Regions from separate parts of the Mus musculus genome. Here regions 2 and 3 are each linked to region 1. Evidence: chromatin loops called from intact Hi-C (ENCODE). Cell type or tissue: left cerebral cortex. All regions are shown on one strand. Each heading gives the region's core, and the rest is flanking DNA. Links, peaks and the distances in the headings are about the cores only.

Region 1 (7,793 bases), core at 2,547-6,546:
CTTCAAAGACAGTCCATGCCAACTGTTGCTCCTCTCTGAGAGGGAGGAGTCGCCAGGTGGTTATGGGACATACTCCGCGGCTCCCAACAGCTGGCCTCTTCTGGACTGTTTCTCCCAGAAGCAAGATGACTACTTGGATAAAATGGACCCTCTACCCTCTTTCACTTAGAGGTAAGGCTCAGGATAAAAGCAATAAGCAGACGTTTCAGAGACAACTGAACCAGTGAGCAAAGTGACCTTTGCAGCCAACTGAGCAATAGGTAGACCTGGATTTAGGATTATTTACATTGTAGCAATGGGAAAGCTGAGGTCCACCCCCCACCCCACCCCACGCACACTTCCTCCACCTGGACAATGTGTTTTTAAACTCTCACTCTGAGGTAACTAGAAAGAGGAGACAGGTCGCCTCCCTCTAAGGGCCCCCACCTTTCACATTGTTATACCAGTGTGAGTGCTGTTTCTATAAAAAAAAGCTCACTGGTGAGCCTGTGTTTTTATTCCTAAGGCAAAAGTCCCAGCTGCACGCCAGGAGCGGCTTTCTTACCTCCCACGTTAGTGCCAAGCGGCTCACGGCCACGTTGCTGAGTCCCATGACGATGGCGAAAAAGGAATTTAGATTTTTGTACTCCTTGCAGCTGAAACACAAGAGGCACGTGGTTAAGTAGCATGCCACTTTTGAGCAAGATTTTTTTTTTTAAATAGAGTTCTATTTTCTGATAGTCATTAATATTTATCAGGACTCGTTTATATGAGCTGGCAATGACAGATTTAAGGCACTGCTGGAGTTCTGCTTGGGTAACCACGCTCTGCGGCTCGACAACCCACGCTAGTTTTAGAAAGTTGATAGTTTTGGCCGTTGAGGGTTTGGTTTTGAGAAGTAATTTAAATTCACCTCCCCTAAGGGTTGTTATTATAATCCTAAATTTGCTAAACGCCGTAGTGAACCTGGAAAGGGTTGGGGAGACACATCCCATGGGATTAGAAAAGGGCAGGCAAAGTGATTGTAGAACTTGACACTTGGAGGTAGGTACTCTCATCTGGCAGGTAGGAATGGGTTAAGGATGTCACAATGCTGTGGCTACCCTGGTTCCTCTATGCTAGTGACACTAAATTGTTGAAAAAGTATCAGCTTACAAGGCCTGGTCCTGTGGGCTGGGCATTTGTTCTCCCAAGTTTGAAGTTGGGAGATGTCAGATCCATAACAAAATAACTGTATTTTTAGTTTTACTGATATTGGTAAGGTTGATAATTTTGAGTCTGTGTTTATATCATTATGAGTATTTACAAATCTATATTTGAGAATGAAGCACTTGGGTTAAGCCTAAATTCTTATTAAAATGCCAATGTTATCCCAAGTATTTGGTACACCTGATGGCAAACGACCACACCCACACACCCTAAGTTCTTCATACCAGACCCCTAAAAAGGAAAAGCGTTTACTTCCTAATAAGCAGAAAACTTTCACCACACAGCAATATGGCTATATAAGTTGACTGCTATCATAAACAAATAATGTTTGATCTATGCTCCAAATGCAAGGGCACCCACATTCATAAAAGAGACGTTACTAAATTCCAAAGCACATATTGCATCCCATACAATAATAGTGGGAGACTTCAACAGCCCACTCTCAACAATGGACAGATCATGGAAACAGAAACTAAAATAGAGACACAGTGAAACTAATAGAAGTTATGAACCAAATGGATCTAACAGATATTTATAGAAATTTCATTGTAAAGCAAAAGAATATACCTTCTTCTCAGCACCTCATGGTACCTTCTCCAAAATTGACCATATAATTGGTCACAAAACAGGCCTCAATAGATACAAGAAGATTCAAATAATCCCATGTTCCCTAACAGATCACCACGGACTAAGACTGGTCTTAAATATCAATGTGATAGCTTGTATATTCTTGGACCAGGGAGTGGCACCATCTGGAGGTGTGGCCTTGATGGAGTAGGTGTGACCTGGTTGGAATAGGTGTGTCACTGTGGGCGTGAGCTTAAAACACTCACCCCAGTTGCCTGGAAGTCAGTCTTCCACTAGCAGCCTTTGGATGAAGACATAGAACTCTCAGCTCTGCCTGCACCATGCCTGCCTGGATGCTGCCATGCTCCCACCTTGATGATAATGCACTGAACCTCTGAACCTGTAAGCCAGTCTCAAGTAAATGTTGTTTTTTATAAGACTTGCTTTGGTCATGGTGTCTGTTCACAGCAGTAAAACCCTAACTAAGACAATCAACAAAAACAACAGAAAGCCCACATACACATGGAAGCTGAACAATGCTCTACTCAATGATAACTTGGTCAAGGAAGAAAAAAAAAATTAAAGGCATTTTAGAATTTAATGAAAATGAAGGCACATCATACCCAAATTTATGGGACACAATGAAAGCAGTGGTAAGAGGAAAACTCATAACTCTGAGTGCCTCCAAAAAGAAACTGGAGAGAGCACACACTAGCAGCTTGACAGTACATCTGAAAGCTCTAGTGCAAAAAGAAGCAAACACACCCAAGAGGAGTAGACGGCAGGAAATAATCAAACTCAGGGCTGAAATCAACCAAATAGAAACAAAAAGAACTATACAAAGAATCAACAAAACCAGGAGCTGGTTCTTTGAGAATAGCAACAAGATAGATAAATCCTTAGCCAGCCTAACCAGATTGCTCAGAGACAGTATCCAAATTATAAATTCAGAAATGAAAAGGGAGACCTAACAATGAAATATATCTTAAAATAATTATTGTTTGAAAATATTAAAATCATGTTCTACAAAATAAAAGTAAATAAATAATGTTTGAACAAAACATTTTTGCAGAAGGCTCATTGAATGGTTGCTTTGGCTGCTCATATTCAACTCAAAAAGTAGCCACGAGCCGTTCTTCATAGGTCGTGGCGGTGGGGAAATGCACTTTAGAGGAGTTATGGTGGATCGGCTCACACACGAGAAAGCAAGCAAGGATGTCACAATGCTAGGGTAGTGGCTCCCAGAACAAGGGCCGGCATCTCCACCTGCATCACTGGCCTTTGCCTTGTGTGGGTGACTTGGAGATAATAAATCCAGAGCGGCAGACCTGCTCCATTTGCAGCTTTGCTTATCATTCAAGGCAAGCCAGGAGATGACTTCCTGTCTCGGTTTTTTCTCCTGTGAATACAGGACTAAAGCACCTACCCCAGCTTTGCCTCTTTAATTTTGCTAAGCTCCAGACTGGGCCAAGAACTTAAAAGAAAATGCTGCAGCTTTTCTAAAGACAGCAAGCAAAACAGATGCTATTGTCTACCTCAGTGGCTCTCAACCTTCCTAATGCTGTGACCCTTTAATACAGTTCCTCACGTTGTGGGGACCTCCGACCATAACGTTATTCTGTTGCTACTTCACAACAATCATTGTATGAATTGTAATGTAAATATCTGATACGCAAGATTCCTGATATGTGACCCCCAAACGGATCGAGACCCAAAGGCTGAAAACCACTGGTCTAGAGGCTTCTGTCTATTCCTGTAGACTCAGGGTTAGGAAAGCCTAGAGTCTGTACTAACTGGGTTGAGTGAACAGGTTCATGGCGGGACAGCAGCCTCAGCACAGGGCTGAATATGGCTAAATAGTCAGCTGATTTGCAGGAAAGGCCAAGTCTACCTGTATAATACAGAGAGTCAGGAAGATAGGGGATACATTACAAAGGCAGAAACAAACAAACAAAACAAACTCCTGGGTGTTTTGAGAGCCTTTTCTGTGTTGCCTGCTCTGTTGTAAACTGACAGGCAGGTCCTCTCTTCCTTCCTGCTGCACTTGGCACCAGCAGGCTAAGGTGAAGAGAGAACAAGCTCTCTATGATGGGAAAGCTCACCCTGTCATAGTTTCCATAAGCCACTCATTCCAAACACATGAAGGCATCTGCTCACTGCACAGAGGCCGCCTGACCGCGCCGCTAGGGAAAGTGGCCGCACCAAACCTGTCTTCAAACAGCCAGCTTTCCCAAAAGGCAAGGCAAGCAGCTCCTGGATTCAAAGGATCTGGTATTCTATTGTCTCCTCGAAATCTGGCAAAACAACTCAAGGCATTTGGCAAGCTGGCTTCTATAAAACACCAAGCCGCTTTCCCTTCTTTGTTTAGCTCTGGAAATCAAGAGAGTGTGTGGGATCTGAACTGTTTGGCTCAAGAAAACGCCTGGCTGGGGTCGCTCATTCTCCTAACCTCCCCGAGCTCGGGCTCTGCATTTAGAAAGGGAAGGAGTCTCGCAGCACAAGCCACATTTAGCTTTTTTATTTTTAGCACTGTGGTGATACCAAAAACATGGAAGTAAACAGGAGGTTGTCAAGCATATCTAAATAGCAGGAGAAGATTAAATTCATGTCAGGGAGAAACCTAACTGGCCCCTGCAGTAAATAAATTGTTTCCCAAGAAGTGCTTTTAAATAGAATATTTATAAGATGTTTGCTTTCTCTGATGTGCATGGAGATGATTTCCTAGTGCCAGGTTAGCTGGCCTGTATGCGTTTTACTGATTTTATTCTGCCTGAGCTGTGAGCTGTTGTTCCAGCATGTTCTACTGCCCTCTACTGGTGAGAACGTGTTATGTGCCACATCGGCTTCCAGAGCCTTGCAACCAAAGTTTCTAAAGGAACTTTTGTTGACTTCAATAGCATTCTTCAAAGGGGGGTGGGGGTGGGGGAAATCTGAAGAGTTCAGAGCAAAACACACCCCCCCCTTTGACTCCAGCATCAGTACTACAAGATGTTAATTTATATATTGATGTTAACTATTAAAAAGCTAGAAGACATTCTTCTCTTTCAAGAATTCAACTGCTGGTTGTTCTTACACCCGTTTCTCTTTGTAAGGTGTTTTCCATGAGAACAGAGTTCAGGGACATTTTTATTCTTTCTCCAAAGTTAAAGACACTTACTGAGCCGCTATCTTGATAAATTTTTTCAAAAGCTGAACACGTTTGCTGAGCTGGGAACAAAGGCAGACCTCAGTGACAACCCAAAACTGAATTTCATTAAACCTCCTCAGGAACAAATCCAAGTTTGCCGTGGTCTTTTTAAAATTATGCCTTCCAAATGTGTGGTAGATTAGCTCCAGCTAGAACAGAAAGGAAAACAATTTTACTTATTTGTTGGCTTTTAAATCAAAACGCCAGCCTGGCTCCTCCGTTTGTCAGGAAAGTGTTCTATCAAGCAGCAGATGTGAATTCAATCGCTAACCCGGATGTACCTTGTCATATAGATTTGAAGGGCTTTCATGAAGCTTGTGGAATATATAAATATAAACTAGGTGTTATTGGCTTAATAGACTCTGGAAGACATAGCATAGCATCACAGAGATTTTTTTTTTCTTTAATACTTACGGGTTTTATAAGCTCAGCATGCACAAAACCCATCATGTGGTTTCCATATGGTAGCACACGGAAACATGAGTGGCGTCAGGCCAGCAGGCTTCACTCAGAATCCTATGGAGCCCATGGACGCTCCTTGCTGGGCGTCTTACCTCATGCACACAGTTGAAGAGTTCCCAATCGTAGGTTGTCATCTGGTACGCCAGGTCTTTCGAGCTCATCAGCTCAAATGTTCCCACTGTCCCAGTGGTCGGGCCTTCCTGTTCCGGCAAGGGAGTCTGGGAAAGATTGTGAAAAAACTGGATCAGAACCACAAAGGGACCAGTACTCAGTGCCCAACGCTTTCGGGAGTTTTTGGTGTTGGAAAGGATTTGGGGGATAGTGTTGGGCATGTTTTGAAATGTCGGTTTTGAGGTGAAGAGTGTCTTTGCTGCTTGTTGTACTTGCCTGGAGGCCATCTTTGTTGTTAGCATCCTCAACCATCCCCAGTTACCAACAGTGTGGTCACCAGCATTGCCACCACCACCATCTCAACTGTGGGCCATGACAAATAAGGCTGGGCAAAGGCTGTGCAGGGATCTCCTGTGCCTGGGGATTGGCGGGTGGGTACCTGGAAACTCTTCCTCTTCCACGGTAAAGATGGAAGATGCTCTTGGAGACCTTACCCTCATGTTTCCATAGAAAGTATGATAAAGCCAAATACTAGCACAGGAGTTTGAATTTCTACCCACACTACTACTTAACTCCTGGTGGTAACTGAGGTCAAGTTGCCACAGCCACGTCTTCACACACCACCTAAAGTAGTGAACTAGTAGAGAGCAGTGTGATCTGAGTCTACACAGGATTTCCAAGTCCTCAGCCTGGCCCGAGAGCTGTTGGGTTGAGAATGTTGCAAGTTTGGGGCAAGACCAGACTCTGCTACTTAGACCAAGACTCTTGTCAGAAGTTTTCTTTTGCTTCACTCATCTCCTTCTGTGATCTAAGAAATGTTATACAGCGTTCTTACTTTGTCAGACAAGAGACAGATGGAGTGTATAATACCTAAATACTTATCTGTAAGACTAGGGATAGATATTTAGGAATGGATATATATGCATACATGTGAGACATAGAAAGAATATCTGCCACTATGATGCTAACAGTACTTGGATATTCAATACTCATATCACATGGCTAGGGATGTCACTCTGGCTAAGCACTTTCTTTGTAGGTACAAGGCTTGTTGCCCCAATTCCAGCATTAATAAGAAAAGGGGCTCATGTTAGAACTATTACTATTATATGGATTTCAGCAGCATCTTCATCACTTCTGTACTCAAGGGATGTCCCCAGTGTTCTAAACACTCAAGGAATTACATGCTCAAGGTTTAGGTGGCTCCTGCATTGGAAAGTTCATCTGTGAGCTGAGCTCTCAAGTTTACAGTGTAACAAAGTCTACTTGCATCAACAGGGGAGGTGCTACTTGTGGATACAGTTACTTGCTGGGCTCCATTTGCACATCTGGAGACAGAATATCAACAGACCAGACTACTAGGTACATAGACAAGCAGGTAGAGGCACCTGAATGGACCTTTCGAAACAGGGAGCCTACTGGGAGTCAGGGTGTGTTGAAGGATGAAGAGAAGCAGTGAGCAGGAGGGTGAGAAAGGCTTTTCTCAGGATGGCTCATGCTTATGATGATAGCAAGGGTGAAAATGAGGGAGCTTTTAAAGAGGATCCGAGTACCAGATTAGGAGATGGTTTGTCAGAGGACAAACTAGAAGATCACATTAGTGCCAGCTTCAGAAGACAGCAGACTGAGCATAAACCCCACTGTAGCAACACATACTTGGTATGATCCCTTAATCTTCTGACTGTCTGCAGTTCCAGTAAATCAGAGTTATACTACCCAAGTTGGCAACTAATATTGAGGCTTGTTAAGAGGATTAAATGGGAACAATTTAAGAGCAGCGAGTAAATCCAGTCCTCAGCACAGGAACGTCCCCTCTGTCCAATTAGGTCGCTTTCCAGAGGGGTTGGACTGCTACAAATGCACAGGAAAGTTGGTTAGGGCAACACTAGGTGAAGAGCTGGATACGGATCCTCTCTGTAGAGCACAGAGAGCAGGGCAGAAAGCAGCAATTCCAAACAGAACTGGTGCTGGTGGGCAAGGTGCTTATGGAATCAGCTGAGAATGGCTCCAGCCCGGGGCAAGTCTTCAGTAGGTGAAGCCCTTAGATTCCTGGTCTCAGGACAACGTCACAGGTCAGCCGGGCCCTCTGTGGTCTCCCTTCTCTCCTGCAGCTGCTTCCCACTCCACTCACTAAGTTTGCTCTCTTCTTGAGGACCTCCATCTACCTGCACCTCTAGCACTTTCCGGGAGGTTTTATGGTGTCTTGTAGATAGGACTGATTAACACAACAACTCCTGTGGAGATTTCGATGGGAAGCCCTTTGGGTAACAGAGGTTGT
Region 2 (7,793 bases), core at 1,680-5,679, 64 kb before region 1:
CTCAGACAGTAATATGCACAATGACATGTTTAAGAGAAAGACAATGATGCTGGGGTGAAATGCATCGGACAGACCGACGGACGGATGAGTAAGACGTGGAGAGCTGGCCATACAGGTGGTCACACGTATTCTTGCTAACTATATATTCCATATGTTGTCTATAGACATTCACTGTAAAATTTACTTTATGTTTGAAATTTTTTCACAATAAAATATTGAAAGAAAACATGAAATCATAGAAAACCACAGATATTCAAGAGAAAAAAAAAGCAGCACACAGATACCAAGCATATACGTGTTTTACAAGCTGTCCTCCTCGCTTCACTTCCGGTAAATGTTGAGCACTTTGCCACTGCAGAGGCAGCACAGTACCCTCTCCACGTGTCTCCACCGCTAGCTTACCTGACTCCCTATCTGACCCCTCTAACAGCTGACGTAGAAAGTCCCAGAAGCACAACCTCTGACCCACAGAAAGCAACTATTTGGAGACCAGCGTCAGTGTGCTACATACTTCTAAACTCTTCTCCAGAAAGGCAGACCTCTGTCTAGCCAGAGGTTTGAGTTTAAAATTTAAACACTCTTATAAAATAAAAATTAAAAAAAAGCAAGGGTTCTTTTTCAAAAAGTCTAAAATAGGCACCCCTAATACTCCCATTTTGGTTATTTTGGCTCTGAGATACCAACTCCAAGTCGGAAGCTGACTCAGGACCTCCTAAAGAAATGGCTGGCCCAGCAGTGGGGACGGGAGTTGAGTGAGTTGGGTAACTTTCTGTGTCCAGAAGTAAGGAAAGCATCCCAGATGAACGGTGTGGTCAAAAGCCACAGAAGCCACTCTGAAGGAGCTCTTGCCAAGCTGGACATAATACAGGCACAAACGTGTATGACGTAATGGATTGCGTCACTTTGAATTGTAAAAGGATTTAATGTCTATAAACAGATAAACAAATTGGGCAGTGTAAATACAGGGAGAGAGAAAGCAGCCTGGGGAACAGGTCAGGAGGGAACCTCTGACCTTGGCACAATGGACTATCATGATAATGACACATCTAAGACAGAGTCACCAAGGGATGCTTGAGCTCAGAAGACATATTTACACAGCCTCGAAGTAGCTCCCAACACTTAATTACAAAAGGGGAAATAGGTATTTTTCACCACAGAGGAATTGAGTGGTCTAGTAACCAGGGAAGGGCTCAAAAGTAACATTACCAAACCTAAGGCAGACAAGAGATACCCATCACACCACACCAAGAGTCACCAAGGACACACAACCACTATAACATCCCCACCACAGCCACATGAGCCACATGAGGGGAAAAGCGCAAGGCCAAAACAAAGGGCACTCTGCAACATAAGTGTTCTCGGCTCATCAAAACTGGAAAAGTCTTAAACGGCAAAGAAAGGCAGGGTAACTATTCCAGAATAAAACAGGCTAAACAGACATACAGCCATTTGTCATCCTGGAGTGTATCCTGCGTAGGGAAAAAATCCCATAAACGTCTCTTGGGACAAATGGACAAATCTGAAGATGGATGATCCAATAAAATAATATAACCATTCAATTTCCTTACCTTGTTAATTGGGTTTTTAGGAGATGCTTAAATGCTTTGAATAAACACATATAGCATCTGTAATTTACTCTCATAGTCATGAAAAACAAAATAATTGTAACTGCACATAAGTCACTAAAGAGAAAAGGCAGATGTCACAAAATGTCACTATGTGGTAGACTTAAGTGGTATTATAGAGGTCGTGATAGTCTTATAATTTTTCTTGGTGTTTGCTTTAAATCATTTTTAGAAAACATTTTAAGCAAGTGCCACTCTTTGTTCTTTTCAGTAGGAAGGAAACACATACTTTGTAAAACAGAGGGACACATCATACCTCACTACACGAGGAGTCACAAGGGACACATCATACCTCACTACACGAGGAGTCACAAGGGAAGTGCAAGCAAGTAGTCACATAGGCTGTGACAATATATTTGTCACATATATTCTCCACATATGACCAAGTTCACAGAACAAACATTTAGTCAGATGTCAGGCCATTCTCAGCGTCCCACGAAGTGAGTTACAGGCACTTCATTACGGGGTCCGTCTCTTCTAAGACTCATTGGAAAAATAACGACCAAGAGGCATAGGATTGAGTGTACAAATGGGGGAAAGACTCTAGAGTTCATTACCTTTATCTTAGCACTTGAAAAGTGCCTAGCCAGTGGCCAACTCACATCTTATAAATACAACTTCGCAAGGGGTGCATACTTCCTCTCCAATTACCCTCACTGCCTCATTGGACTTTCACACTAAACTCCTGTGGGATGAGCAGTGTGGGGTACCTGGCACGGGGATGAATAAAGACTGTCTCTGACAGCAACAGTCCTCTAAATGAAATGCACCTTCTACTCTTTCCGACTTATAGTTTATGAGTTACGCTCTTGCAATACAAAAGCAGGATTTGGCAGCGTCCAGCTCTTGCACTCACCCTGTGCTTTCCCGTGTCATTTTCCTGCCCTATCAAACCATGGAAAAGGCACATCCTATGCACATATGCTGGAGAGGTAGGAAGTGAGCGGGCTAAATGGAATGCTCTGCTTCAAATCAGTTTCCAGTCTCATCCAGTAACCATAGAAGAAGCCATATAAGTATCCAAGCCCCATGGCCTGCCTTTACCATTCTTACATAAGTAGATGGAATTGGCTTATTTTCTATTCCTACCTGGTCAACTAGAAGTCTCCCAGTAAAATACTGAAGAACAAGAAGCCCAGCCTCCTGAATTCTATCTGTCCCTGCTGGAGTGGCTAATACATTTCTCAGTGTTCTGTTTCCCAGTCTATAAAATGGGGACAATAATGTCATCTTACCAAATCAAAGAGTTTGGTGTCAGAAGTGGTTCTAATGCAAGAGCTGATCTTTACTTAGTACCCTTCTGCTTCACGTAAAACACAAAGACAGCCCACGGCAGAGACACCACAGAGCCAGGGTCATGGTTTCAACACTGGGTGAGTGGGCTGATGAGCTCCATCCATGGCACACTGCTGAGAGGAGACCTGCAAGGCTGACCCTGGGTTCTCATCTCTCATCAGCCAGGGTGGTTCACTGGTGGCAATTAATGATAACAAGATCGCTTGGGGAGAAGAGTGTATATCTATCTATAGGTTGTCTTGAAAGGAACAATACTTAGTGAAAACTGGATATAAAACAATGACCAAGGTGAGCATGAGAGGAAGGTATTAAAGGCCACCAGCAGGGCAATTACAGATAGTGGTAATATACTGTAATCTCAAAGAGCCAAAGGAAAGGCGTTTGAATGTTTACGTTGTAAAAGAAATGTTAAACGAGGCAATGGATATAATGACTTAAGCACACAATGCATACATGTATTGAAACATTAACATGGCTCATAGATGGCTCATAAATTTTTAAAAGTACTTTACAGGGTTACAAAGGCTTAACTCTCACGGACCAGCTATACGAATCATTTGACTCTTGAGGTACCAAACTTAATATAGTGGTGGCATCAGTTTGTGTGTGTGTGGGGGGGGGGACGGGGGGGATGGGGACGGGGACATTCCTATAAACGATGAAGAACTTAAGAGTTCAGGGCTCATATACTTCAACACAAGTTCCCGACTCTCAAAGCCAAGACCTTATTCTGATTTTTACAAGGTAAGACAACTCTATCTGGAACCTACTTCTATATTGCACAAAATGCACCACTGTGAACTTGTAGAGGTGAAACCTAAGAAGCTAGCACTGCTTAGTTCAGTTGAAAACAAATACTCTTATTTTCCAAAGGCACCAAGAGGGACCACTCCCAATGCAAGGGGTGAAAATAGGGAGCAATGAAAATGTTACCTCTTACTCTTTACTGCCCCCTCCTGGTTCCCCTGAAGAAGTGAAAAGCTCAAACCCGCCTGTTTCTGTAGGCCAGCCAGCTCAGAGAACACCGGCTTACCATGGAAAGAAATCCTCTAGCTTCACATGTCCCTTAGTAGAGCTCGACCCTAAAGCACACAGTGCAATATTTTCTATTTATGGGGTTCCCAGAATGGGAATTGGGAAGGAGCCTCATGGACCAGCCCCAAAGGACTTGCCAGATCCTTCCAGCTCTGTGACCCTCTAACTCCGCTAGGCTGGAAGGCTTATATAAGAGCTGGTGTGAGAGCCTCTGGGAGCAGATCTTACCTCTTTCTCTATTTTGAGTAACTTCTTTACAGCCACCTCCTTGTCCTGTGATATCCATTTGGCTCGATACACACTCCCAAAACTTCCTCCACCGCAGTTTTCAAAAAACTGCAAGTCGTCGAACTTAATTTGCACAAAGGAGGCTCCGAGAGACGACATCTCATAATGACAAAGTAGTAAACGTCCACAAAATCTGGAGAGGGGAAAGAGAAGAAATGCCGAATCACAGATCAATTCGAGTCGTGCTCTAGATATTTATAACAAGTCCTGTGAAACTTCTAGAAAGGCCCGATGAGTTCAGAAAGAGAAGCAAGACAAACAAGTCGAAATGAAAGCACTCACCCTGGCTGGCAGTCGGCTTGCCCAGGCTTGGAAATGGCTCAGATTTCTCCCCCCAACGAAACCTGCCACAGTGCTTCCTACAGATCCTCCGGAGCTCTGCCTAAAGGCTACTGTGTCACCAGGTCTCCTACCAGGAAGGCCTGACACACAGAAACCATGCCTTCAACAGCAAGCTTGCATAGTTCCTCTGGCATGTGCGGCACGCCGGCTCTCCGGGCTGCCCTTGCCTCACAGGAAACATACACAGCCTAAGCCCCTGAGGATCCTGGCACGGCTGCAGCCAGGACGCTGCAGAGTAAACACATATGCAGTGTTTAGACTCCAAACAAGACTTCACTTGGGGTGAAGGAAAAGCTACCCAAGGGTTTCCACATGTGTCTCACTAGACTGCACTCCATAGAAGAATTGACTTTCTAAGAGACATTGCCCCTGATTACAGTAGATTAAGTCAGCCAAGGAATACTGCCAAAGTTGTTTTAAAAAATATTATGCTTGTTTCCAGGGGGACAGATGACCCCTCCCGAGATTACCGCAGGGGGGTTGTCTATGGTTGACTCATCCTTACTCTTCCGCAGGTAAGCGTTCACTCTTAATCCTCTATCCCAGACTTTAAATTATCAGGAAAAACAAAACCTGAAACGCACAACTGGTGAAGTGTAACTCTTGAGCAAGTGTAAGAAGCTACAGGCGGTACATAAAGGAATCTCTCTGGGCATCCTTTCTGGAACTGTAAACCACAATATTGTAATCATGGAGCAAAATGAGGAACCTATCTATATTAGAGGACTCTCTCTCAAGCAGCTGGTTCATGCTTCGGATGGTCACCATCATGAAACACTTAACAAATAACAAGAAAACGAACTCTGTAAGAACTTGAGGGCATCCAGGATGAAACACAATGTACGATCACTTTCTGCCTTGATCCTCTGTAAATATTTAGGCACATGGAAACATGGCACTTGCAACTCACTTGATGATTTTGACACCACCCCCAAATGCACATGAGAGAGGGGGTTAGGATGCAAGTGTGTGAGAGGGAGAAAGCACCGTGACAGAGTTGAGAGCCACAAATCAGAAAGGGGCATGGGCTTTTTACTATCCTGGCCATTTTCTATGAAGCCTGGATTTTATTTTTTATTATTATTCCAAAATAAAAGGTAGAAGGGAGCTGTCTGGGTCATTGTAAGTTCAGTTTCTCCATCAACTACTCGGAGCTTCGAGGAGACATGCTCGCACAGGGAGCTCCGAGAACTCAGGGCGCAGCTGGCTCAGCCATTCCATTTTCGGAACATCGGCTCACTGAAGAATGTTGATTTCTTATTGCAAAGTCCAAGTCTGCTCCACTTTGGGGAGAAGGCAAGAAAGAGAAACGAAGCAATTTGTTTATCCTCTACTGTTTAGAGCTTGTAATGTTTAGAGGGCTGCGTTGACAAGAAAACAGAGGGAGGAGACCGGCTGTGAGGAACACAGACGCACTCTGTGGCTGCGTTTAATTCAGTGATTTTCCAGACAGACTCACTGCAATCCCGCTAACTTTAGTAAAGAAGGTTTATAGAAAATATAGGAGAATGTGCCAGACAAACACAGACAGCGTGTGCGAGGCAAAAAAGCTCGCACAACAAACGTCAAACACTATATGCTAGATCTCCGCAGCAGAGGATGGGTAAGTCTATGCTTTTGTAATTAATTTTATCCAAGTGTAAGAATTGAAATACGGCCACGAAGCTTATAAGACCTTGCAGATCCACTGCCTGGCTGTGCCCACTCAACTCTGAGAGAGCAACTAGTAACAGCTCCTTCAAGCATCTATCTCCTTGTCTTGATCACATTTCTTTTTTTTTTTTTTGGTTTTTCGAGACAAGGTTTCTCTGTGTAGCCCTGGCTGTCCTGGAACTCACTCTGTAGACCAGGCTGGCCTCAAACTCAGAAATCTGCCTGCCTCTGCCTCCCAAGTGCTGAGATTAAAGGCGTGCGCCACCTCGTCCGGCTTGATCACATTTCTAAGCCATGTATTTGAACACTGTTGCTTTTTGATTTCCCTACTTTAGATCTTGTCATCAACCATTCCCTGTGGAAGAGGGATTCGGTTCTTACACCATCCTTCACCTCCACACATCTTCAGGGGCCACACTGGTCTAACCTCTGTTTACAACCTGAACCATTGGCTAAGACAATATTCACGGTTTATAGAAAGTAGTCTTGCAAAATCAAGACCATTTCCAGCACCGCCATGCAGCAATGGTTACATTTTACTTGGATAGCTTTTTGTTTCTCCTGGAGTTATTAGTTGCCCTGCTTCTGTCTTCTGTTGTCTGTTTAGCTTTTTACACTCCTGATAAACTTACCCAACTCCACCAGTCCCCCCAGGAACTACAAAGCTCCCAACAAAGCAACAAACACCAGCTTCTTCTTGCCTTTATCCTCTGATCCCCAGAGGGAGGAGCACCTTGGTTTTCATCAAGACGTTCTTTCTAAACACTTCCTCTTGATTCAGTCTGGCTGAAATGGTTGCGCCCCCAGGCCTGACTGTCATTGGAATTTCATCTCCTCTGCTATTCAAAGACCTTCCTTCTCTTTCACCCTCTGAGGAAAACCCTGCCCCTGGATCTTCAGCTTCTCTTTCTTGGTTTACTTCTGCACCTTGACAACACGCATCTCCCAGTGGCTCCCTGAGCAGAGGCCACTGTGTGGATGTGGGAAACGAACTCATGACTTCTGGATGAGCAGCCAGTGCTTTTAACTGCTGAGCCATCTCTCCGATCCCCTCAGCTGACTCCTTTCTTTTTTTCTAGAAGAAAACTTTTTTTTATGTGTATGAGTGTTTGCCTGTGTGTGTTGACTGTGCACCACGTACAGGCCTGGTGCCTGCAGCATGAAGAAGTCAGATCATCTGGAATTAATTATAGACAGTTGTTAGTAACCACATGGGTACAGGGAATTGAACCCATGTTCTCTAAAAGATAACAAATAACCTTCATCGCCGAGCCATCTCTTTAGCACCTCTCCTCATTTCTAATGTTGCTATGGAGCAGTGTGATGCTACTCTGATGCCTAAACCGATATATATATATATATATATATATATATATATATATATATATATATATCCCTGAGGGCTTTTAGAATCATTTCTTTATCTGTAGAATCTTGCCCTTTTTTTTTATTAGAGTGTTCTTAGAGATGATTTCTTTCATTCACTGGTAGGACACTCAGTCCCAACCTTTAGCTCACATCTTTGAATCGCAGCTGTCTAGTGGTGTTCCTTTA
Region 3 (7,793 bases), core at 1,680-5,679, 1.0 Mb before region 1:
GACGCTGGCTTAATTTACATTCTGTTCAGTGTCTACATGCCTGAATAGTTTAAAAGAAAGAAAGTGGTTTATCATTAAATAAAATAAATAATGGGTTCAGATGTGGACACCATTTTTAGTAGCATTTAAGAAGATATAGTCTGTTAACAGTTTCTTTTTTGTTGATGAAAGAACTATTTCTTTCCAACTACAGGAAATTGGATAGACTTGAAAAGAAAAAAAAGAAAAAGAAAAGTGATAAGAAAAAGAAGAAGTTACAGAAGAGCAAAAATAAACACAAGAAACGTAAAAACAAATCCCCTTCCTCTTCCTCCTCTTCCTCCTCTTCCTCCTCTTCCTCCTCCTCCTCCTCCTCTTCCTCTTCCTCCTCCTCGGAGACATCAGATAGCAGCAGTGAGAGTGATAACAAAGAAAAGAAAAGAGAGAAAGAGAAGAGGAAGAAGAAGAAGAAAACCAAATGTTCTGAAAGTAAATCCAGTGACTGTAAGGAGGACAAGCCTAAGAACATGCTTTACGAAGAACTTTCCAGCAGTCACAGTGACAGGGGAAAAGCCCAGGAAAAATTAAGGTTTCCAAAACAAGAGAGTTCTGGGGAGAATAGCATGTGGGTCCATTCTGCTTCTGACCGGACATCCAGAAGCCACCGGCACAGTCCAGAGAAGAAAGGGTCTGACAGAAATCGGGGAATCCGAAGTCGGAGCCGTAGCCGGGCTGAGAGCAGCCGGCGAAGCAGAAGCAGGAGTCCTTACCGTCAGAAGCACAGGGAGGTGAGGAGCCGGCCACACCGGAGCCCTAGTGAAGAGCAGAAGGGAAGAAAGGGCACCAGAAGCCATGGTGAAGGTGACCATAGAAGAGAGCACGTGCGCTGAGCGCCCAGGAGATAAAGGGAGAGGCAGCAGGCTCAACAGAGCTTCGGAGCAACCACCTGGGCATCAAGGACATCTTTAGCAAGGGCTAACATACACATTGTTATCTAATAAAAAAAGTCAATTCATTTTCCATCTCTGTAAACTGTTGTTTCAAGTATTAAAGCACTGTTGTACCACAAGCTTAAGTTTGCAGATATTTGCAGGGAATTTAGGGTATACAAGTAGTTTTTGTTTTGTTGTTGTTGTGGTGGTGGTGATGGTGGTGGTAGTGGTGGTTTTCTTGTTGGTAGTTGTTTCTTCTGCCTTATACCAGATTTAAAATATGTACGTAATTGTGTGATTTTGTTGTTGTTTTGAAACACCATTAAAACAGTGACAGAATCTTGAATAATTATCAATTCAAATTTGTTATTTTAAGATTTGAATATGCTTGAAGCAAAATGTAATCATTGTTGAAACTGACTAGGGTGAATAAAATACTGGATATCAAAAAGCATGTCCTTAAGACTTTAAAAGTATGATATTTATAATTGGATGTCCTGTTATTTGTCTATGTTGGCAAACAAAATCACTTCAAACTTAACAGTTGTGAAAATCAGAATTCTGGCATGGGTCTCACTAGGATAAGATGAAGGCATGGGTAGAATGTCTTCCTTCAGAAAATCCATGGTGCCCAGTTTTGGTGGTTGGCTCCCTTTTCTAACGAAGAGAACTCCCCTGTTTCCAAGTCCTGGAGTCAGTCTGACACTAACTGCACCCTCCTTCACTTGGTAAGGACCCTGTGAGTATAGCAGGTCCACATTTAAGACCAACTGATTATCAACCTTAACTTTGCACCTGTAAATGTAACATATTCATGGCTTGGGGGAGGGGGCGGGGGGGGGGGGTTGGAAACATGTATATCTTGAGGGGAGTGTTATTCTGTCTCCTCCCACAATAGCCTTTCTGGTTGACATTGCAAAGTTTTTCTTCAGGAGGTAAAACATATTACAAAGAAATAATGTAAACTAGATATTTTGTATTTAAAGGTGTATGTTGGGAGTGGAGGGAACGGTTTCTCTTTGAGACAGGGTCTTCCCATTACTATGTAGCTCTTGCTAGCCTGAAACTCACTATGTAGACCAAGCCAACATATAAGGTGTTTTGTTTTTTTTTAAAAACTTAGCTATACATTTTGCCATATGTTCCAAAGGATTAGAAGAAGAGAAAACTATGGAAATTTTCAATAAAAAATGCAGATTATATGCAACTAAAACTTTTTTGCCTATTGTGAATGTATTTTTTTTAAATCAGGGTTTTATTTTTTATTTTGTCTAGTACAAAAATGGTTTAGATAGCCATCACAATTTCCAAGTAGTGTAAGAAAATAAATTTGGAAGGAGTTCAAACTATTCCATATCTAATATTTCTCTATGCACACAAACAGATGTCCTGTGATGTAGCTGCATCTATGATGTAAATAGTCCTTTGATTATGCACGTGAAGGGAACTAGAGAGGAGCTGAACTCCTTCCCATATCCTTTACTATCTCAGCACACCTCAGATCCTACTCCTTCACTTAGAAAAGCATGCATTTGAAATTGATAAAGGCTAATTTACACCGAGTTCATCAGTGTTGCAGTGATTATTTCCTGCCGTACACCTTTTTAGACTTTATAATTTTTGTAATGTCAAAACCTATGCAATACTTACTGCCTTAAAAGAGGGTTCCAAACCAATATAGTGTTCATGAAGAAAAACGTTGAAATGCATCCTATAATTAAGAATGAATTAAAGAAATACACTTTCTTATACTTTTGACTTTCACCAAAATGTGATACCACCCTTAACTTTACAAGGTAGCCCCTAAGGTTTTTATTTTAATCTCTAATTTAATCCTTCCTGTTGAGAATATTAAAACATAAGGGAATAATTTTAAAAGGGCTAATCTTACCCACCCAATTCTAAGAGAAATTTCCCAGTGGTTACAGATCATGTGCATCTGCAGTTTAGGTTTGGGCCTTGGCCACCCACAGATGCTAGACAACCGCAATGGGCCTGTTCTGACTTACAGATGGAAGGGGAGGCATTCTCACACACACAAACATGGAACAACAGCCTTCCCGAAGCTCACTGTGTCTGCATGTGCTGGCGATACTGAGGCATGGGACTGGGCATGATCTAGTAAGTAGCCTAAGAGGAATCCTCTAAATTCAATGAATCCAAAGGAAACTCCACAAATCCAGACATGAAATATGTCATTCTTCTTACCCTTAATAGAGAAAATCTTTTAAATAAATCTGGGTACTCGACACTTTTTCCCTCGATGTGAACCTGTATGCAAAGGTATTGGACAAATTTTGAATTTTAGGGACATGCTCCAATTCTCCCTAGCCTGTTTAACGCAACGGTGACGTGATAATTCCTGTAGGAGGCACTGTCGATTTACAAATGACCAGGGGAAAGCGGGTGGTTAGGTTGGGGTTTGTTTATCTGGATGTCTACATAGTAAATTAGTCATAATTTCTTTTAATAATTGCCCAAATAGGGAGAAGTTGCTGCAGCAGGAAGGCTCACCTTGTAGTGTGACATGGATCTTGTTTGTATCATGCAGTTGCAATATGAAGAAAGCTTTTTTTTTTATCTGAAAGGTTGTGGAGAGATCTTTCTTCCAATGAGGGCACAGGATCCGATCAGTACCGCTGTTGGAGCAGGCGTTTTTTTTTCGATTTCAATCACAAAATTTAGTATCCGCACAGGCAATTTTATGCTTCTGACCTACTGGCCAAGATGCTGGTGAAGGCCTCTCAATTAGGCCGCGTCCTCCACACCCTGTGCTGAAGACCAAGGAGCAGGCTTACACATACTTTCAATCTTATTTGGGTTTTCTGAGAAGATACATTTACTACAGTTACCACTTCCGGACAAGTGTTAACCAGTCTGCAATGGCGGCCTTTGCCGCAGGGTCAGATCTGAAAGTGCCCTGAGAACTGAGCGCTTCCCTGACTTGAAGTTTTCTACTACCCGGTTCCTGAGGCAGAAAAGGGAGCAGAGAATTCTTATCACCTTCCTTCCCTCCTCGCTTCACCTCACACTTAGCACCCCAGAGCCCCACAATACACCTAATACTGTAGAGAAGTGCGGATTGAGACGCGAAGGTCTGATTGTAATAGATTTGACCAAACTGCCTAGTCGCCTACCCGCGACTCAAGACAGGGAAAACCTCTGGCCTTTGCCTGGCAGCGGCTTTCGGGGTGCCGAGGCCTTCGGAGCCGGTCAGATCTCCACTTGAAAGGGTATCACACGGAACCCAAAGGATAGGCTGATCAGGTGTCGCTAGGCCATCCGTAGATGCCAGGGCACACCGCGTTCTCTGGGACTTTTCCGGGATTCTCGCCTGGCAACCAGGGACACAGCACACAGAGAGAAGCTGGGAATTTGGGGGCGCACAACCGTCCATGTTCCGTCCACAAGCCTTTCAAAACAGTGTCAGCTTAGCTTTTTGCATGGGTCCCCTGGCGCTGGCCCGCGGTGGCCCAAACCCAACCAGAAGACACTCCCAGGCCCCTCCGAGAGGCTGCGGCGCCCCCGAGGGCCTGGACCTTGCCTCCCTGTCCCTACTGAAGCTTGCCCGGCTTCCCTCGTGTGTCCCCTGCGCGGGTCGCAGGACGCACTCGCCCGCCTTGCCTTGAAAGGCAAGAGAATTTTTCTGCTCCCTAGGGCTCCACAGGTGAAGACCGCGCTTAGGGAAGCCAATGCTAATCTCTAGCTCCTGACGCAAAAGAAGAAAATGCCAACTCTCTTAGCAATTGACAAAAAGAAAGCGGACTGAGGGAGTCTCACCCTATCCCTGCATTTCTTTCATCAATGAATCGCCCCTGAAGTGGCAAGATGCCTGCGAAACAATGCAAAATCCACAGTGAATTTCCAAAGAGAAAGAAGGCTACCGTCTGGGAAAACCTACAGCTCAAACGTTAAGCTTTCCCGGATCCTGGCCAACTAACTGACTCTGGAGGAATGTGTCCCCACGGACATTTAGAAATCTTAAGAGTTCCAAACACCGTACATATTTATACCAATAATATATGGGGAGGCAAGTCTGTATGTATTTACCTCATACATATTTCTATAAACTCCAGCGTCTGGAAAGGGTGGGGGGTAAATAGCACTGAACGGTTAAAATTATGGAGAAGGGATAATAACTGATTACTAATTTGAAAGTAAATAAACAGGTGACTTTTTCAGATCAAATTCCTCCTTGGATCGTTACAATAAATATCTCTGAAGGAAGCGCTCTATTTATGTTGTCATTGATTAATTCTTCACTACCTCATTTGATTTCGATTTAGAACGATTTGATTCTAATTTAATTAGCATGTAATTTGGATGTACATAATTACTGTAATTATGACATTCAGGTAAGGCAGCTTTAGGCTGAAAGGCAATTTCAAATTTTCTAGCAACCTACTTTGTACTGGGAAATGGACAAGGACTTTGCGCCCTGCTATCCAAGTAGTAATTAGCACATCTCTGAAATAGGCAGTGCGGCGGGGTTTGTATTAAAACAGCAAATACAAACCCAGCCGAGTACCCGCTACAAAGGTGGCTGTTGAGTTCCCAGAAGCGCGCTGCATTTCCCTGGCTTGAGTTTGGGGAGCCGGGCACCCCAGAGCCTCATCTCTTTTCTTACAGCTTCGGGAGACTGCGTTTCTTTCCTCCTCGGGCGGGCGCCGGGGTTGGAAGGTGTCGCTTTTTAAATTAAAAAACAATAACTGCTGAAGGGGGAGGGGAGAAAGTCCCTACAAGCCCTCTAAAGCTAGTGGATGGGGGAGGGGTAGTGGACTAGGAAGAGGAGGGAAGGGGGCGGCGGGAGGCAGGGCGATGCACAGAGAAGAGAAAATTGGCCAACGCCCCCAACTGTTATCTCATTTCAGATTTGGGTTTCGAAAAGGCAAGGACAAAAGGGGTGGGTCTGTTCTGGGAGGGGGTGCGCACCCGTCGGGAGGGCCTGGGGCGAGGGCTCTGGGGGCTCCTGGTCGCCCTCTGGGGCCCCGTCGAGCTGCCCCATGCCCGCTGCGCCCCACTTGAGCAGTGGTCGCCTCCCATTGCACGGAAACCCTGCAGAGGTCTGTTGAGGTGCTCGGTGGGTCCAGGCTGGTCATAGCTGTGAGACTCTGGCTTTCTCTTCTGTGTTAGGGGTTCTGGGAAGCTGAGGAGGTCTTGGTGACCTGGTGGTAAACTGCGTTCACGCCCGTCCTGGGTAGTCCAGGCAGACCCGATGGTCCCGCAGCCCTGGACCCTAGGACGCTGGGTGAAGTGTGCGAGGCAAGCTGTGCCCACCGCGGGATCTCTACCCAGGGTGCACGTCGCTGCCGCTACCGACAACGCTCAGCTTTCTCATTTAGGAGTGCTGGAAGACCCTGAAATCGCCTAGGAAAGAATGCTAAATGAGACAATGAAAGAAAGCTGGGTCCAGGGCCAAGCGAGGTGGTAGTCTGTTTTGCTTGGATTTTTCAGTAAGTGTGTTTCAGAAATAATCCCCTTCCTTTGGAGCCATTGCTAGGCAATGTCCCCTCAAAACGGGGCTTGTCCCCAGCTAAAACACTAAACCTCGCTTTTCTTTGCCTGATTCCTTGGCTGCCAGAGTTCTCGACAGAAGCAGGTCTCCAAGCGCTAAAAGCCAAGCACCAGGCCGACAGCGCGGACTCCTATGCAGGAGCTCTAGATGGCGCCAGAGAGCCGCACTCGCCGTGCGCCTCTTGGGGGAATCAAGAGCTACTGTCAAACATAAAAGCAAATCAGAGTTTTCAGTTTTTTTTAATGTGTTAAGAATGTTATTCCTTAAGAAAATTTGTAGCTAAATTATTCTCACTTAAAATAAACACTTAGTATACCAATTACACAAATGGGCGGGATTTATGTGAGATTTACTTCATCTGCATTTTTGTAGTGGAAGAGAGCCTTGGTGAATACAGATAATAGATGCAAATAAGATTAGAGTTAAAATAAATAAAGTTTCCATGTGAATAAAAAGAAATTCAATTTTACACGACTGGTGACGATTTGACGGAATGTCCAGACACGCGGTTCAGGTGCACAATCTAATCTCATCCAAATGTTTTCAAACGTCCTTGAGGAAAGGAAAAAAAAAAATCTACTCCTTTTTCTTCATCAGGTAGGACCCGGTGGGTCCTCCAAAGACTGGGGGTAAATTATGCCAAGAAAGAAAAATACTGGGGAGGGTGTGAATTGAGCCGGGATAGGCGCAGGCCCAGCAAACTTGGTCTTGGTTCATCTACTGCGTGGAAGTTGGAAACAAGAAATCCCTGGAAACTCACTGAAACGAAATTGCATTTCCCCTCACCCCGGCGGGGGCGGGACTCCAGGACCCTGGTCTCAGCCCTGGCTTCACAAAATCCACTTCCAGGCGGCAGTCTTCATTCGCAGCGTGGCCTCCCCATCTACTCTACCCGGGACCCAGTTAGGCCCAAGCCGCGGGAATGCAGAGGTGGCCCTGGGGAGGCGCAGCCGCACCCCACCTGGGGACCCAGCTGGTATCCTAGCTCATGGACCTCGCCTCCCGTGCACGCTCTCTTCCATTTGTTCGTCTTCAGTCGGTCACCACCTACTGAGTCTCAAGGTCTCCCCGGGATGCCTAGAGCTGGTGGGAAGTGGGGCAGGGATGTTTCCCCTGGTGGGTTTCCGACAAGAGCGCGGGACCGGGTCCCTCTTGGCTCAGCTTGGAGCCCAAGATGTCTGACTGGACACTGAGGTCTGGGCTGCCGCCCGCGGTTCACCGGAGCCGCGGTGATGGACGTTGGCTGACCCGCGGGGCAGAGACAGCGCGCAGAGGCCTTGATCACTGGCCTGCGGAGGGAGCCCCTCCGGGAGCGAGACCTGCACAGCCAGGCCCTTTGATCTGCCTTTATTATCAACAAGAAACAA

What was found. A loop is a pair of places that touch in the nucleus more often than their neighbours do. Peaks named below come from ENCODE experiments on the same cell type or tissue, not always from the same donor. Only the 100,000 strongest peaks of a DNase experiment are listed, where the experiment ranks them.
Region 2: it touches region 1 in a loop (2.3-fold over the local background); 12 of 42 quality-filtered maps call a loop at or near these places.
Region 3: it touches region 1 in a loop (6-fold over the local background); 12 of 42 quality-filtered maps call a loop at or near these places.

The regions. Positions count from the first base shown.
Region 1 is chr2:72,231,906-72,239,698 of GRCm38, reverse strand. Rapgef4 (Rap guanine nucleotide exchange factor (GEF) 4) reads right to left here. Exons shown (of 31, transcript NM_001204165.1): 24 at 5,497-5,622; 25 at 4,913-5,091; 26 at 545-635. Among named protein-coding and RNA genes, the nearest start is that of Map3k20, 50 kb to the left of the region's middle. In left cerebral cortex, for the core only: a CTCF peak has its summit at 4,564 (motif pointing left); DNase peaks (open chromatin) are centred at 4,077 and 4,556; H3K27ac peaks cover 938 bases.
Region 2 is chr2:72,294,772-72,302,564 of GRCm38, reverse strand. It overlaps Map3k20 (mitogen-activated protein kinase kinase kinase 20), which reads right to left. Exons shown (of 20, transcript NM_023057.5): 2 at 4,185-4,377. The coding sequence starts at 4,343. Among named protein-coding and RNA genes, the nearest start is that of Map3k20, 13 kb to the right of the region's middle. In left cerebral cortex, for the core only: a CTCF peak has its summit at 3,875 (motif pointing left); DNase peaks (open chromatin) are centred at 3,884 and 4,652; H3K4me3 peaks cover 869 bases; H3K27ac peaks cover 654 bases.
Region 3 is chr2:73,277,436-73,285,228 of GRCm38, reverse strand. It overlaps Cir1 (corepressor interacting with RBPJ, 1), which reads left to right. Exons shown (of 10, transcript NM_025854.3): 10 at 194-1,357. The coding sequence ends at 869. Among named protein-coding and RNA genes, the nearest start is that of Sp9, 9.4 kb to the right of the region's middle. In left cerebral cortex, for the core only: a CTCF peak has its summit at 3,276; DNase peaks (open chromatin) are centred at 3,415, 4,139 and 5,396.